2 separate regions of the Mus musculus genome follow, and region 2 is linked to region 1. Evidence: chromatin loops called from intact Hi-C (ENCODE). Cell type or tissue: left cerebral cortex. All regions are shown on one strand.

What was found. Peaks named below come from ENCODE experiments on the same cell type or tissue, not always from the same donor. Only the 100,000 strongest peaks of a DNase experiment are listed, where the experiment ranks them.
Region 2: a loop joins it to region 1, with 5 times the contacts of the local background. A loop is called at or near these places in 25 of 42 quality-filtered maps.

The regions. Positions count from the first base shown.
Region 1 is chr6:48,950,300-48,958,299 of GRCm38, forward strand. It overlaps the pseudogene Gm18538. Among named protein-coding and RNA genes, the nearest start is that of Gm24348, 20 kb to the left of the region's middle. In left cerebral cortex, a CTCF peak has its summit at 4,883 (motif pointing left); DNase peaks (open chromatin) are centred at 4,869 and 7,987.
Region 2 is chr6:48,855,971-48,863,970 of GRCm38, forward strand. It overlaps Gm7932 (predicted gene 7932), which reads left to right and starts at 4,359. Exons shown (of 3, transcript NM_001358003.1): 1 at 4,359-4,637; 2 at 6,853-6,941. The coding sequence starts at 4,386. Gm44764 (a long non-coding RNA gene) reads right to left here. Exons shown (of 3, transcript XR_001785236.2): 2 at 6,864-7,139; 3 at 5,487-6,698. In left cerebral cortex, CTCF peaks have their summits at 2,126 (motif pointing left), 2,329, 4,304 (motif pointing right) and 4,577; DNase peaks (open chromatin) are centred at 4,309 and 4,580; H3K4me3 peaks cover 228 bases.

The DNA of each region.
Region 1 (8,000 bases):
TTGGAGACATTCTGGAATAGAGAAACACTTGACTCCTGCCCTCCATTTTCCCCCATGTCTCTACAGCTTCCAGACACTGAAGAGGAGACAGACCACCACCAACCCCAGGAGCCTGAGATACCAAATCGTGCAACACACACTGGAGCAGACACAGTGTCCTAGGAACACTGGGTGGTTTTCTACTTCAAACAGATTCTGCCAAGCACCTGCTCTTTAGCAGCTCCAACGAGAGCCCTGAAGCCACTGAAGCAACTGCTGCCTAAAGATTAGTTTCAAAGCCAGGCAGATGCTGTCCTAAGGCTGGAAGGAGTCAGCTGCCACCTGGACCAGGTGGGAAGGCCCAGAGAGGAAGGATAGAATGCCTGAAGGTTCTCCTGTTATTGTATGTGTCTATATGTCCTTCCACCCTCCAGTCTTGTACATGTCCGTATGTACATCTGGTCATATGTCACCATGCACTCAAGGATGGGATGGAATCACTCATGGACATTCTGGCCCTCGGATGGCAGATTATGATGAGAAGCCTTCCAAATGCCTGGCAGTTAATCATTCCTGAGCAAGAGGCAACTTTCACATCCTTGGCCCACAGTATGTTTCATGAAAAGTGCTAACAGGCAATCCCATGCCCAGAGCCACTCGGCTTCTTCGCTTCCAAGCAGATACCACTGGCATTGGCCAAATATTAGGAATTCAATTGAGGCAGCAACAGCACCTACAACCCGAGACAATTCCTGGGATGCTTTTCTGTCCATCCTTGACTGTGATCACCAGGGCCAGGAGATACACAGAAAAAAGAGCTGAGGCTCCCATAGCTCACCAGCTCACCAGGAGATGGGGCAGGCATAATTTCACTATTGTCAAGTGATGCTCACTCTTCTACAGACTCAGTAGCAAAGTGCTGGGGGGCAGGGATGGGGGGCAGGCAGGGAGTAGGAAGTGACCATCAGGTCCAAGACAAAAAGGGTCTTTCATCTGCACCACACACACACCAAGGGTTCAGGGCTCATTATGGATGAGAGGGTAAAAAAAGTTTAAGAGCCAGTGAATGAACACAAGGACATAGTGTCTTCTGGATGCAGCAGGGCAGCTGCATAGACAAACTCAGAGTTGTGATAGTGTGCACAAGTCCTGTGCAAGCTCAAGTCAGACCAAATGCCAGCATGGAGAGGAAAGGTAAGCATGAAATTCTGCTCCTAGCTGAGAAATTATTGGCAACTGAAAGCCTCGGGGAGGGAGTTTTTGTTTGCCTTTTAATACTAATGTTGCCACTCACATGTCAGTGGTTAGGTCAGACAGGGCTGAAGGCTCACTCACCAGGAGGGAAACCATGCCTGGTGCTGGAAACCTAGCCAGCTTCCTGTGACGAGTGAGGTCATAGATGCTAGGGAAGAGTCTATTACCGCCACTCCGAAAGACCAGCATAATCCCTTACTAAATTCTAAATCTTATCAGTATCCCCAGAGACAAATGTAACTACCACCCTTCCTCTTTTTACAGCCAATGGAGACCACCACAGAACACCACAGCTAACACAATGCAGAACTCCATGGACCATGCGAAGCCCAACCCCAACAGACACAGCCGCATCACCGCTACTGAACATACAGCTCAGAGAACATGACAGAGAGAAGAGGAAGAAATATTTTAAGGCCCAAACTACCAGGAAGTCTGCTGTAAAATAGTCTCTCCTACAAATGGGGGCATAAACAAGACTAGAATAATACAATATCAATGGATGTGTTAACTTGGAAGAGGGAAAATTTGGGGGGTGGTCCCACCTCAAGACAAAGAACTATAGACACTAATAAATGCTGAGAGAAGGAGAATTAGCCTCTCTCAAGGACAAGGCCCCTTTGGTTGCCCAATGCAGAGTAGTCAGCCTTGATATATATACATGATATATATATATGTATGTATGTATATATATATATATATATATATATATATATATATATATATACATGATATATATATGTATGTGTATATATATATACATGATATGTATATATATATATGTATGTATGTATGTATGTATGTATATATATGTATGTATATATACATGATATGTTCCTGAGATGCTTTTCTGTCCATCCTTGATGATGTATATATATATCACATGTGTATTCTTTTGTTTTGAGAGAGAGGGGTGAACATCACCAAAAGTGAGTGTAGGAAATTTTCAAAACACAAATTTAAAAATAAAGACTAAAGAATAATTAAGAGGAAAGGCCCTTGCTGAAGCCAGGTCTTAATTGATTTTGAATAGGGACCGAGGTTATGAACTTGGCATGGAGAGCCAAGTGGGGAAAGTTCTCCGAAGAGAAGAATCCAGAAGGAAAATAGTCTTATATGAGTACATTGAGTGCGAGGTATGTTATGCAGAAACACCTTTGGCATCTCCAAGGCTCAGGTCCTGTGGCCCAGCTCCTTGCTGGGATCTCTGGAAAGCAACTTCGCCTCCCTTTGCTTGACTCTTACTCTGAAAGCCATTATTGGGTGAAATGCACCCAAGTATATAGTCTTGTCCCCAGTGTTAGGAGGTGAAAGACACACACCAGACAGAGCTCTGAGCCATCTCTGTGTCTGTCTCAACAAGAGAAAGAGTATTCTCCACATTTCTCCTAAGGGCTACATTCATGTAGGCAAGGTAGTTAATTCCCTATGACAGCAAAGGCTCCTCAGACTCCTTCCACCTACTCACAGCCAGGACTTAAGCAAGGCCTCAGGACCCCGCCCCCTCTGCAGCTGTGAGGACTTGAGCTAAAGACATAGAGAGATATTTGAGTGAAATTCCAACGACCAGTAGAAACCTCTAGCATCAGCCATGAGAAAGACAGCTCCTTTGTTCAGGAATGGCACCATGTGAGGCTCCTCATGGGGTCTAGAACCATCCAGTACAGTTGAGATCTGGAGAAGCCAGGACTAATGACAGTGACAGCAGTCAGCATGTGTGAAGGGCTGAGGCCTCTCAGTGACTCTGCACACTGCAGGGTCCACCACCCCGAATTCCAACCACAGCTACGAGGGTGCATAAAGAAGCAGCCATCAGGGACTCTGAGCACCGATCAACTCTACCATGCTTGCTTGCACACACAGTGCATGGCTGATAATTTGAGGACAGGGCAGGAGGGTGAAAACCTTGGCCAAGCTTTCCCTGAATCTGGAAAGGACGAAGGTCAAACCTGACATGCTTATCTAGCCTTGGTAGGAAAGAGATCCCAAACTTGAATGCACTGTTGCACGGCCAGAGAAGGCTGTCAGGGCAGGATTCTCCATATCCTTGCTTCATACCATCTACAGTACTCAAAATCTCTGATGTGCTGTGGTCCAGACAGTATCATTGGGGTTCACTTTAAAAAGAAGTGTAGCTGGGCATGGTGGTTCATGCCTTTAATTCAGCACTCAGAAAGCAGAGGCAGGTGAATCTCTGTGAGTTTGAGGCCAGCCTGGTCTACAAAATGAGTGCCAGGGCAACCTGGGATAGCCAGAGAAACTTTGTCTTGAAAAAAAAAACACATACATACATGCATATATACATACATACATACATACATACATACATACAAGCATTGCCACCACACTGCTCCTGGAAGACCAGCATTGTCCTGAGCCTGTTGTATTTCTGTTACCTTGCTTCTCTCCACACTCACAGGATATGCATGCTGCTGTTGTCATTATATTTTACCATCGAGCTAATAGAGGCTCAGATTGTTTAACACAACCAAGATAACCAGGTTGTCCTTGGTGGTGTGATTTCCCAGAACTTGAACCCAGGCAGCTTAACCCCAGAGCCTGAATTTGAGCAAATACACTAACATTCAAAATACATCCCCTTGAAAGGGAATTTGTATCATAAAGGCACCCTTTTCTGTTGGCCCAGCGCTCTGTCGGTAGCTCTAGATAACTAAGCCTTGGGTTGCTGTGACTTCAGATGGCTGAAGAATGTTCCCCACTGAGATGACACCAGAAGAAGTGGGGAAATGGAAGAGTTTATGTAAATCAGATTTCACAGATGAGGGGAAGAAGTAAGTACGTGCTCAGCACTGGGAACCGAGGTGGCAACCCAGCTACTCTCGCTCTGGTCTCCACTGGGGCTGGGCATGAAAGCAAAGTCAGCAGAAAAAGCAGACAACTCCTGGGGATGAGCTAGCCTGGGGTATTGGCCTGGAGATGGAAATACTGAAGTCTTCTGCTCTGCTCTGTCCGGAACTCTGGAGCCCTGGGGCTGGTCTGAAGGAACCGGACACAGGATTAAGTGACTGACACCTCAGATGTTACAGATGTTCATGACAATGCCCCAGGTAGACACTTAATGACAATGCCTGAGTGTTCTGGGTCCTGGATTTTGTGGGCTAAAGGCTGTACACAGCTTACTGGAACACATGGAGGAGCTGGAACTGCAGCCATCACGACACCAACTTGGGCCAAGAACTCTGAGTACCTTATAGAGATGCTGCTGCCCAGGAAGAAAGATGTGCTGGGTTTTCTGGATAAAGAGAAAGTACATTCTGAACAAGGAACTCAATATTCTCATCTTTGGCAGCCAGGACCAGTGGAATGTCAGATTGCTGTCAGGCCTCTGCCACAGCCCCTATAGATGAGAGCACTGTCGCTGTCACAGGATAACATGAGTTCCAGATTCTCCAAAGCAGAGTATAGCCTCCTCTGTGACATGCTAGAGGAGGCCACCAAGCCACTGGATGAGGTTTATCTTGGCACTCCCAGATTCCCTCTCTAGACCATGTCATCCAATGTCAGGCCTTCAAGAGTGTGGCCTCTGTTAGGCCTTCAAGAGTGGGGCCTCTGTAGCAGAGCCAGGAAAGTGCACAGCAGGTTTATCTTGCAGAACTGTATGGAAGGACACTTACTGCCCCCTACTGGGCTGAAGACCCTGGGAATTACAGAAGCCCAGATGTTCTGCACTGTAGATCTGCCTTCCTGTAAATGTGATTTCTACAACAGCACAGAGGAGCTGGCTTAGAAATATAAGGATGCAGAAGTGACTATCACGGTCCTCAGGGACCCATTACCCAAGAGCAGAGAGCAACCATCACTCTTACCCTCCTGCAAGTCCTAGGGGAGTTCCCCATCCTAGCACTGGGGCTTCCTTTGATGTAGCCCAGCCCATCTGACATCATTGGTGGTCAAGACTTTGGTACCCAACTGGAATCTAAAAGAGCTAAGTAGAGCTGGAGTTTGCCCATCCTGGATTCACATTCAGTCCAGTCTGTATTACTCAAAATTTCTAAAGCCAAACTATCATCAGAGTCACTCTGAAGAGACATAGATACAACATGCATTCCTGGAAGGCTGCAATTGTCCCCCACGTTTCTCATCTTGTTTCTCTCTGTAACCTTAGAAAATTGCATGTGGCTCCTATCATTTCCATTCTGCACTTGGACAAGGGAGCCCTAGAGACTTTAAAAAGCATGTGCAAGGTCACACAAGCAGCCCTTGGTGTTGTGACCTACCAGGAATTGAACTCAGGGAGCTGAACCCTAAAAACTGTACTTTGAACATACACCTGAAATTTCAAAATGCATGCCCCTAAAAGGTCATTGGTGGTTTTGTTTATCAGTACACTACCTGTCCTGCCAGGACATAAGCCCTTTGCTGCCCAGAATGATCAAGCCTTGATCTGTTGTGACTCATGATGGTCCATGCTAAGAAATTTTCCCCAGTAAGAAAACACCAAGAGAAGGAGGAATCATGAATGCTCTAGATAAGAAAGACTATAAGAGGTTTTCATACCCTGGAGGAAATAAGTGGTTGCAAACAGGGGCCCAGACAGCACTGTGAACTGTGCATAAGGACCCAGAGTCTCCAACTCTGGCTTCAGTTGGGTAAGGGAGGAAGCACAGTTAGTAGGAAAGACAGGACTTAGAGACAAGGTGCTCTGGAGTGCTGACTTGGAGACAGAAATACCTAAGTGTTCTCTCTTCTGCTGAGTTCCAGAGCCATGGAGTTGGCACAAAGGATCTTGGCACTGGGCTGCATGGCCATCGTGTTGGTTCTACAGGAGACCATGGCAGAGTACCCCAGCTGGATGTTGAAAGGCAAGGCCCAGCTGTTCACAGACCTGGGTGCCCAGGAGATGGAGGCTGTGCACAGCTTCCTGATGAGTAGGATGGAGCTGGAGCTGCAGCCATCAGGCACACAGGCTTTGGACAAGAATTCTGTGTTCCTCATTGAGACTCTGCTGCCCAACAAGAAGGAAGTACTAGAGTTTCTGAATAAAGGAATCAAACCTCCTGTGTGGGAAGCCTGTGTCATCATTTTCTTTAGTGCCCAAGAGCACCCCACTGTTACCGAGTTTGCTGTAGGACCCCTGCCATCTATATGAGAAAACTCCCCCAGGCCCAGAGAAACATTAATCCTGAGCATCCAGACCCATGTCCAAAGCAGAGTGAAGCCTTCTCTACCACAGAATCAAGAAGGCCACCACACGAAGAGGCCACAGGGGAGGAGTTTTTCCTTGGCACCACCAGCTTCTCATTGGATCAATGCAATGGCCAGTGTCTGGCCTTCACCCATGTGGTCCCCATAGTATGGATAGAGGCTGTGCATAGCTTTCAGATGAGCAGGATAGAGCTGGAACTGCAGCCATCCAGTACACAGGCTTTAAACGATAACTTTATGTTCCTCTTTGGGGCGCTGCTGCCCACGAAGGATTTGACAGGATTTCAGAATAAAGGAAAGATGCTTCCTGTGTGGAGATCCTGTGTCGTCATCTTCTCCAGTGCCCAGTGACACTCCAGCAGCTGTTGACTTGTTCAATGTTGAGGACCTGCACAGGGCAAAACAGTTCTGTTCCAAAGACAAATTAATAGATTGCTCCTCCTTTTCTCCTTATGCTTCTAGGCCCCCAAAGCAGTTTCCATACACTGCAGACCAGACAGGAAAATATCACTAACCCCAGGAACACAAGACATCACCAGGTTCAGTCCCTGCAGCTGAACAGGTGCAGTGCTCCCAGGAGTGTAAGACCACCTTCTGATTTGGACAGACTCTACCTCAGTATCTGTTCTTTATCAGCCCCAAGTAGAACCTAGAGGGTCACAGGCACAGCTACTGCCTACACCTCTGCCCTGGGCTCAGAAGGTGCTACTGTCTCCCTGGTTTCTTCTCTACCTGCAGGTTCTGCCTGGCAGTGACCAAGCATCAGGAGCCTGAGCAGACTGGCACCAACCTATACAACCAGGACCATCCAGGGAGCCCCTTGGGTCTTGGAGAGCTTCCTTGAGAACAATAACATCATTGAAGATGAGGTACTAACCCAGTCCTCTGGTCTCTATGTGGACCTGTTTCTGGTCCTTATAGTGTGGTCCTTCGCAGGACAGAGAGCAAGTTCAGAGGTCGTGACATATAAGCCTATCTCTTTTAAATGGGACTAGGGATATCTCAGGAAGTTTATAGACACATCTAAAACTTCCCCAGTCAGAGTACCTTCAGGAGGTCAGTACTTAATATGTCCCTGCCCAGTGAGCCTGTGTCTGTCCCATGAGATCTGGTGGCCTGGGTCACAGTGACCTTTCTGGACAGCCCTGATATTAAAGACATCCCCAACATAGCTGGCTATACCTAGAAACTCCACAGTCTTCTTGCACTAGGTCTTCAAATTTTCCCATGGCATCCAGAAAAACCGATGAACAATGGCCACAACTCTGTCAGAAAGTGGACAGTCAAAAGCAGGGACTGCCTGATGCCTCCTCCAACTATGAAGGAAGAACCTATAATCCAGTGTGAAAAGGCCCAGCCTCAGGACCTGGATAACAGCCCCAAAGGCCCACAGATTCAAACAAAAGTCCTTCCAGTGTCCACCCTAGCACACTTAATCCTAGGAGCAGATGGAGGACATGGGCCACACCCACGCACAGATGGGTGACTTTGGGCTTCACTCATTTGTGTACAGAAATCTCCCAAAAGGCCACATGGTCAAGACAAAGAAAGTCCACTGGGGTAGTAGATTTCTCTATCAGTTGGGTTTTCAGGCCTTTGGC
Region 2 (8,000 bases), 94 kb before region 1:
GGTTAAAAGCTTTTACTGTTCTTCCAGAAATTCAGACCTCAGCCCATGTTAGGCAGCTCACAACTCCCTGACATCCTCACTAGCCTCCACAAGCATCTGTACATACAAGGTATACACAGAAGTGCACACACACGCACACACAAGAATAACTCTTGGGATGGAGAGATGGCTCAGAGGTTAACAACACCGGCTGCTCTTCTAGAAGACTCAAGTTCAATTCCCAGCACTCACATTGTTGGTAACAACTGTTTGTAATTCCAGTTCCAGGAGATCAGATGCCTTCTCTTGGCCTTCACAAGCACTAAGTATGCATGGGATACACAAACATATCTACAGACAAAACACCTATAGAAACAAAAATAAAATAAATGAAAAAACAAATCTTTCTAAAATGACAGGCCTGTCAAGGCTAAATTAAGCACATGTACATCCAAAAACAGAGCTTCAAAACACAGGAAGGAATGATGCATACCGCTGACGGAAGGAATGCAGTGTTAGGGTAGGAACCGGCAGTGCTCCCCTCTCAATTTCAGGCAGGATGCGAGAAGTGAGTGTGTAACTCAGTGGAGTGCTTGCCTAGAAGCTCTAACACCAAACACTCTGGAGTAATTATAGATAACAGAGTGAGTCTCCAGAAATGTAGAGGAACTGAGTCGCATCATTAATAACTGGTTCCTACTACACTCACAGAATACTCAACAGCCACAGAGTGCAATGTGTTTCTGCAGTCACTGAAAATTACCAAGACGAGTCAGCAAGATGGCTCAGTGGGTAAAGGCACTGGCAGACAAGACCTGAGCTCAATTCCTGGGCTGCACTGTGGAAGTGAAGAGCTGACTCTCAGAAGTTGTCTTCTGACCTCCACAGATATGTCCTGGCATACCCAATCCCCAGTGTATTATATTGCAAGCAATCCTGCCTCAACAAAGATGGAAGGGCAAGACCCACTCTGAAAAGTTGTTCTCTAATCTCTGCACGAAAGCTGCAAGCTGGCTATCCAGAAAGCATCCAGACCATTTTCCTGTCTGTACCTGCCATCTCATCAATGGGATGCTGGAATCACAGATGCAAGTGAGCCATTGAATCCAGTTTCTTGTGGATTCTGGAGAATCAAACTCTGAAACCTCTCATTTTTTTCCCCAATGCACAACTTGTTTTTGATTTACTTATTTTTAAAATGCAAGGCAAGTGTCAGGAGCCATTTTGCCTGCTTCTGTGAAAGCCCACCTGTCAGATAGCATCAAGTCAGGCCAGGATCTAATGTCATATTTCCTGACCTGCTGACCTATGGAATGATAAGAGGGGATACACTTGAAGCTTAAGAGGGGGTGGGGGGTTGAATGTTCTGTTAATCTTGGAGGAAGGAACAGGGAGGAATAGGGAGGCAGATATCGAATGTATAGATATCTAACGTTCATCAACCATTGTCTCTGCTGGCTTGTGACTTTGTTTCCCAAGATACTGTAAAGTATATAAAGTGTAAGAGAATTAAACTCCAGGCTGCCACAGTACTGACTGGACAGCCCTCCTGATTTCTAACCTTTGTCTCTGAGTCAGTCTTCTTTTCTGTCTTTCCTATAATCATATTCACTCTCCCCTCAGAGGACTGTTCAACTTTGTACCTACTGGTCCTGTACAGGCAAGAATGGCATGAAGAACAGGGAAGATCTGGGATTTTCTGAGACTGCAGAGAAGATGGAGGCCAATGATGGCATTGAAGCTGAGGAGCAGGCAAGGCAGGGCAGGAAACGGAAGGCGGGGCAGGCTTCTTGTCAGTGGCTCCCCAAGTCTGGAACCCTCCAGAGGCGGTAAACAAAGCAGCTTGCCAAATCCTGCCAGTAAAAGGCTATTTCCTAATAGAACAATTTGATTTACTGAATGTTTACAGTCTGGCCACAACAAAACAGATCTAGAAATACTTCGGAAGCTAAGTCCACGCCATCTTTAAAAGCTCAAAAAGGAGGTGCTGCAGCAGGCCTTGTCTCAGCCTCACTGTGTAATGCTCATCACAGAAATATGTGTTTTAAAACTCTGATGAGTTCTCAAACAGAATTAAAGGAAGGCTGAATTTAAATCCAGATCCCTAGTTCCCTCCATAGTCCTTCTCTGAACCCTTTGCTGCAAGCATCCAGATGTGACTAAACCTGCCACCTAGTGGCTATTTAAAATAAAACAAAAACCTGTTGGGGGGGGGGGGTCGTGTAATTGAAAAGCTTTTTCCAAAGTGCTCATTCCCCGACTGAGCAATTGTCTCCTAGCACTTCCTGCATGGAAGGTCCCATCAGCCTCGGAAGTTCAAGGAGGCTCAGTTGTGCTGGTCCCTGCAGATGCTGAGAATTAATGGCCTCCACCTTCCTAGTTTGCCCAGACACCTGTTCTATCTCAGTCAGCACAGAGCTGTGCCCCTGGGTCCCAAATTTAGCCATGGAGGAAGAGTTTTCCTACCACTCCACTGTCTTCCACCCTTCTCACCTCAGAATAAACAGAAAGTAGGTGCTCTAATTCTAGGTGGGCGTCACCCCTTTGCAGCTCACCCTTCCTCCCCGTGGTTCACAGAGACCCTCCTCAGCCCGGTCCTGACCTGGGCTATCAAAAGGACTCTGTTTCCCCCAAAGAAGGAGGTATAAATGATATGAATGATCTTTTTGTAAACACAGTTGCCTCCCTCCTGCCACAGGAAGCTGGGAGGACGCCGTCTCCACACCAATGGAAGCAGTATGAGCGAAAGACCAAGACCAGAATTTCTTGAGAACAGTCCTAAGTCCCCTGTACCACCAGGTCACGTTCAGCCACAAGACACAGATTTCTTAAACAGGACACAAAGCAGGACATAAAACGAAAGGCTGGGAAAAGCTCGTTGCATTGGAAACAGACATGTCTGATTCCTCAAAAAATGAACAAAGGAAGTGAAGGAGACAATCTATCCAGTGTCAGAGGCCACCTGTGAGTGCGTGATTAACAAGGGACAGGTATTCAGGCGCTTTCAAGTTGAACTGATTGAACTCGCCATTTGTAGTAGGATTGAGACGGCAAAGAACCAGCATCGCATACGAGGAGTTCATGTAATTCATTATGGATGATGATGCAACAGAAAAGGGAGCCAAAACTGAATTCTAGGTATCAGGGGAAATCCACATGGCCAATAAACACTGCAAATGTATTCAATATCAACACCCACATGGAGTCAAATTACAGCCACCATAAGGTAACATAAACCAAAGCTACCATAGTTGACAGAAGAAAAAGTCCTGTCTGGTAACACCAAGTGATGGTACGATGGGAACTGTCTCATGCCCTGGCAGGGATTGGTGTTGTCACACTGAAAAGTGACTACACATGAGTATAAAGTTGCAGCCTGCCTCTGAAGACCCCACCAACACACTCACGGACAGATTCACCAGCCCACCTGCACTAGTCGGATCATAGAGACATGGTTTGTAATATCCCCAATCCAAAACAAGCCATCAGTAAAATGGATATGTCAGAGTGAAAACCATACAGGAGCATCCATGGACAGATGGCATTGAGAAAAACCTATAAGACCCACAGACACTGCCTTCATTAAGATTCTGTTTGTCTGATGATCAAAACAGGCAAAGCCAGTCTATATCCTCTAGGCCTGCATCTGTGGAGGACAAAAGCCAGTCCAGAGCAGAGGAAAGAGGAAATGCACACAGGCCATGTGCATCAGTTGTGGATGGAGAAGAGATGGGGCATCCTAGGAACAATGAGCCGTTTCATGGCTTGCTTTGTGTATGTCCACAGGACCTTATGTCTGTGTGGTTTTCATTTACATCATTCTGTTATTAAAAAGATAATGAAAACAAAATCCCATCTGGGTCAAAAGTCTCTGGACATACTCTGAAGACAAAAGGATGGAGCTTCCACTGCAGTGGTGTAGTCCTCAAGTTGGTGTTTACAGATTGTACTCTGAATTGAACATTACAGAAAAGCCAGAAGTGGGAGTTACTTGAAAGAATGAGGCAGGAGGCTTGCCTAGACTGTGTATTTGAATTCAAGGCTAACCTAGGCAGTGTAGTGAAACCCTGTCTCAAAATAAAGATAAAACCCAGCCCTGTTTCCGGCCCCCTGGCATGTGAACAACAAGAATCACTTAGGAAAGAGGTGCTGTTCCAGTGAGCTTAAGAAATACCCAGTCGGTCCCTGCCACTGATGAGTTAGCACTTGCTATAGCCTGCACACACTAGGGCAGTAAGTATCTTGCAGGAACCCCAAACCCAACAGCAAGGTTGACAAATTCCTTGAAGCTGCACCTCGGACACAAGGCGGCGCTGTACTCCCTCATAGTGAAGTGGGCTTTACCGGGACTATGTGCTCCTATGTCTTTATTGGCTGTTACAGAATGAGTGGCTGGCAGATTGGTTATGAAAGCATGGCCCCCGACGGAGAGGGTCGAGATCCCAGGACACCTAGACTCAGCAGAGTCTCTACAGGCACCCCGCCTCTCTCCAGCGCCCCAGCTGGAGAAGGGGCCGGCACCCCCACCCCCCACCCCCGCCCACCCGCGATGCCTAAAGAGGAAGCTGCGTGGCCCCTTGCTTGCTGTGGCTGCTTCTCCCAGGTACAGGAGGCACGTGCGCTTCTGCGTTTTCCCGACAGGCGGCGCTATTCTAATGGTAAGCTCCCTTGCTTCACTGGGTTTTCTTTGGAGCCCTTGACCTTCACAGAAGTAAACACCAATGACTTGCAAGGCTCCCACCTCCCCGCCTCCTTGCCTGCCTTAGGCTGCTGCTCCCCCCTGAGTTGTCCTAGCTGGTGGCTGTCATCCCAACGTGACCCTGACTTTCATACACAGTGGGCTCCATTAGGCGATTGTAGAATAGAAACAGCTTCTTCCACACTTGATCACACTAGAGAGGGCATTGCTGGATTGCAGCCCCAGAGGACAGAATTGCTTTTGCACTCAGTACTTTCTTCAGGGGTAGTAGGGTGGATGTTTTGGGTGGTGGTGGTTATGGTTGTTGGTGGAGGTTATTTGGTTGGGTTGGGGGTGGGGGGTTGTTGTTTGGTTGTTCACTTATTTTGAGATCAGGACTCGTTCTATAACCTAGGCTGGCCTCAGATTCACAGCTAACTTCCAGCCTCAGCCTCCCAAGTGCTGGGTTACAAGTTGATCCATGACACCAGATCTCAGGGTATCACCATGATTTAGGCCCAGGCTTTCTGTCACAAGGCATAGAACATATATTCAGTTCATTGTCATGAAAAAACCAATCAGGCTATACACAAGAGACTTGGTATATGAGCCTTCTTAGAAAGATAGAAGTTTGGAGTTTGCAGATAATGGACTCATTAGACTCCTGTGGCCAATAAGCCACTAGTTTTAGTTTTCTTGTGGACACCCCCCACCCCCGAAGACATCTCTTTGTAATAAGCTGAGAACAGAAACTGTTTCTTGGGGGCCTAGTGACTGTTATTCCGGAGAAAGAATGTGACCCTACTTGCTTGGGAAAATGGGTGCCACGTTCTTGCTCATAAGTACATTGCCTTCATTCATTAGGGGGACAAAGGAATTCCTGGCAATTTTTGTTGTTTTTTCCTCTGCAGACCTACTTTCTAGCTCTACTCTGTACCTGGAAGGCTGGCCTTTAAGGACTCCATTCACGCTGGCCTTGACTTTGGGTTCATCCTGTAGGTAGCATGGCAGGCAGGTGAATAAGGTCATTGTATCAGCACCAGTGGCTTCGTCTGTGCCAGGCAGTGTCTGTCATGGCTTGGCTCTGCATAAAACATCTCTGAGCAGCTAGAGGTGAACATGGCACCAACCACTTCGAGGCCTGGGTGCTCTGCCAGCCCATGCTGATTTCTGTAACCTTCCTCGTCTTTGTAAAGTTCCATTCTGCCTGTGAGAATGCCATCTGTCCCCAGCAGGACCCTGGCCGACACATCGAGCTTTCTCCTTCACCTTTATTCTCCTTTGAATGTGGAATGGATTCCACTCCCTGTGCCCACAAGTAAACGTAACACCTAGAGCTAAGCTCGGTGACAGAGATGAGACACGACAGAGAACAACCACCGCCACCCAGCCTGGTGTCTCTAGGATGGAGGTCCACAGCCTGTGGGGACAGAGCCCAGTTGGGGAATGATCATGTGACACATTCCAGTCATAGACCGCCAGACACGAGGAAGGGAGGAATGTTTTGGGCAGCTGTGTTGAAACTAAAGAAGGCGTATGAAAAGGATTGCAGGACTGCCTGGGGTCAGACACTGTTGGGGGCCAGAGTCTGGAAATAAATGGAGAATGCAGAAAGGACATTCTGGCAAGGACAGAGTGATGGAAGGGGCAAGCGTGGGAGCAGGGAGACATAGGCCATGCACTAAAGAGTAGTGGAGTGGAAGAAATAAACACAATTCCTAGGAAACAGACCTTGTTGCTGAGCACCCTTGCAATACCAGCGTTGTTGAGAACTGGAGACAGTATTGTGAGTTCTAGGTCAGCCTAGGCCGCATTGTGAGTTCTAGGCCAGCTTGGACTACATAGTAAAACTGTCTTGAAACACCCACATCACCACCACCACCATCATCATCAACAACAGCAACAAACACCATTTGCTAGTACACTGGAAGCAGGAAGGAGAGAAGGGTGAGTCTGGAAAACCACTTCTGAATGGATGGCCATGGTGTTTTCCACAACAAGAGAGGCAATGTATTCCATTCTGTTTTCTTGGGTTGGGTGCCTGTGGAAAAGGCAAGTAAAAAACAAAATAAAACCAAACCAAAACAAACCACTCAACAATAAAAAAGACTGTTAGGAAGCTGTAGATGTAAGCCTGAGCTCATAATAGTCTAGACTCAGTGTACTCACACTGTGTATTTTCTTCCTTTTCAAAGCATTTACTTACTGTATGTGTCGGAGTGTTCTGCCTGCATAAATGTCACATATACATGTGTGGCTGGAGCCCATGGAGGTCAGAAGAGAGGTAAGGTCGCCTGGAACTAGAGTTGCAGACACTTGAGTCATCATGTAGGAGCTGTGTCCTCCAGAAGTTCAGCCAGTGCCCTTATCCACTGAGACATCTCTCCGGGGATGTCTCACAGAGTGTACACTGGTCATCTTCAGCAGAGGCATGAGCCAGGAATTTGGATGAGCTTGTCATGTGTCTGTCCTCTTCTGTGTGCTAAGAATAATGTGACCAACAGTCAAGATGCTGACCATCTCATGAGTGCTGTCAGCCCTCAGGCTCTGTGCCAGGTCCTTTATGGCTGGCCATTATGTCGGGATCTTGGACCTGACAGAATGCTCACAGCAACCCTATGAGGCTCCAGTTCTGGAAGAATTTAGTAACTTGTCCCCAGACCAACCCATCTAGAAAATGTCCTCATGGCTAAGAATCTCAAAGGTCTTGGGAACTCAAAAAAAAAAAAAAAAAAAAAACAAAACAAAAAAAAAAAAAAAAAAACTCAAGGTCTTGGGAGGTTTCTTAATTTTTCTTTAAGCAAACAGCCCAGTTACTGTCTTTTCAAAGACTTCAACTCCACCTTCAGAAAAGGTAGCCTTACCACTGAGGGTAGGATTTGCTGCTTTACCTAACTCCTATTGTCCATTTGCAGAAGTTCTGAGATCCGCCCCCCCCCCCCCCAGACTTCCCAAGGGTGAGGCTGACAGAAGGAAGCTGCTTTTGACTACATTCCAAGTGATCATCACAAAGTTCAGTGTGGGAGCGGGCATGATGGCACACTTCTGTAATCCTAGGCTCTGGGATGCAGAGTCAGGGGAATTACCAGGAGTCTGAGGCCAGCCTGGTCAACAAAGCAGGTTCCAGGCCAGGAAGGACGGTATTGCCAGACTCTGTCCACAAAACCTAAGACACACAAAAAAGACGCTGATCGCGTGCGCACACACACACACACACACACACACACACACACACACACACACACACATTTGTCCTTTTATCCTTTTGTACACATTTCAGAGCCAGGTACAAATATCTATGATCACCTGAAACAAAATATCTCCTACATATTGTTAACCAGAT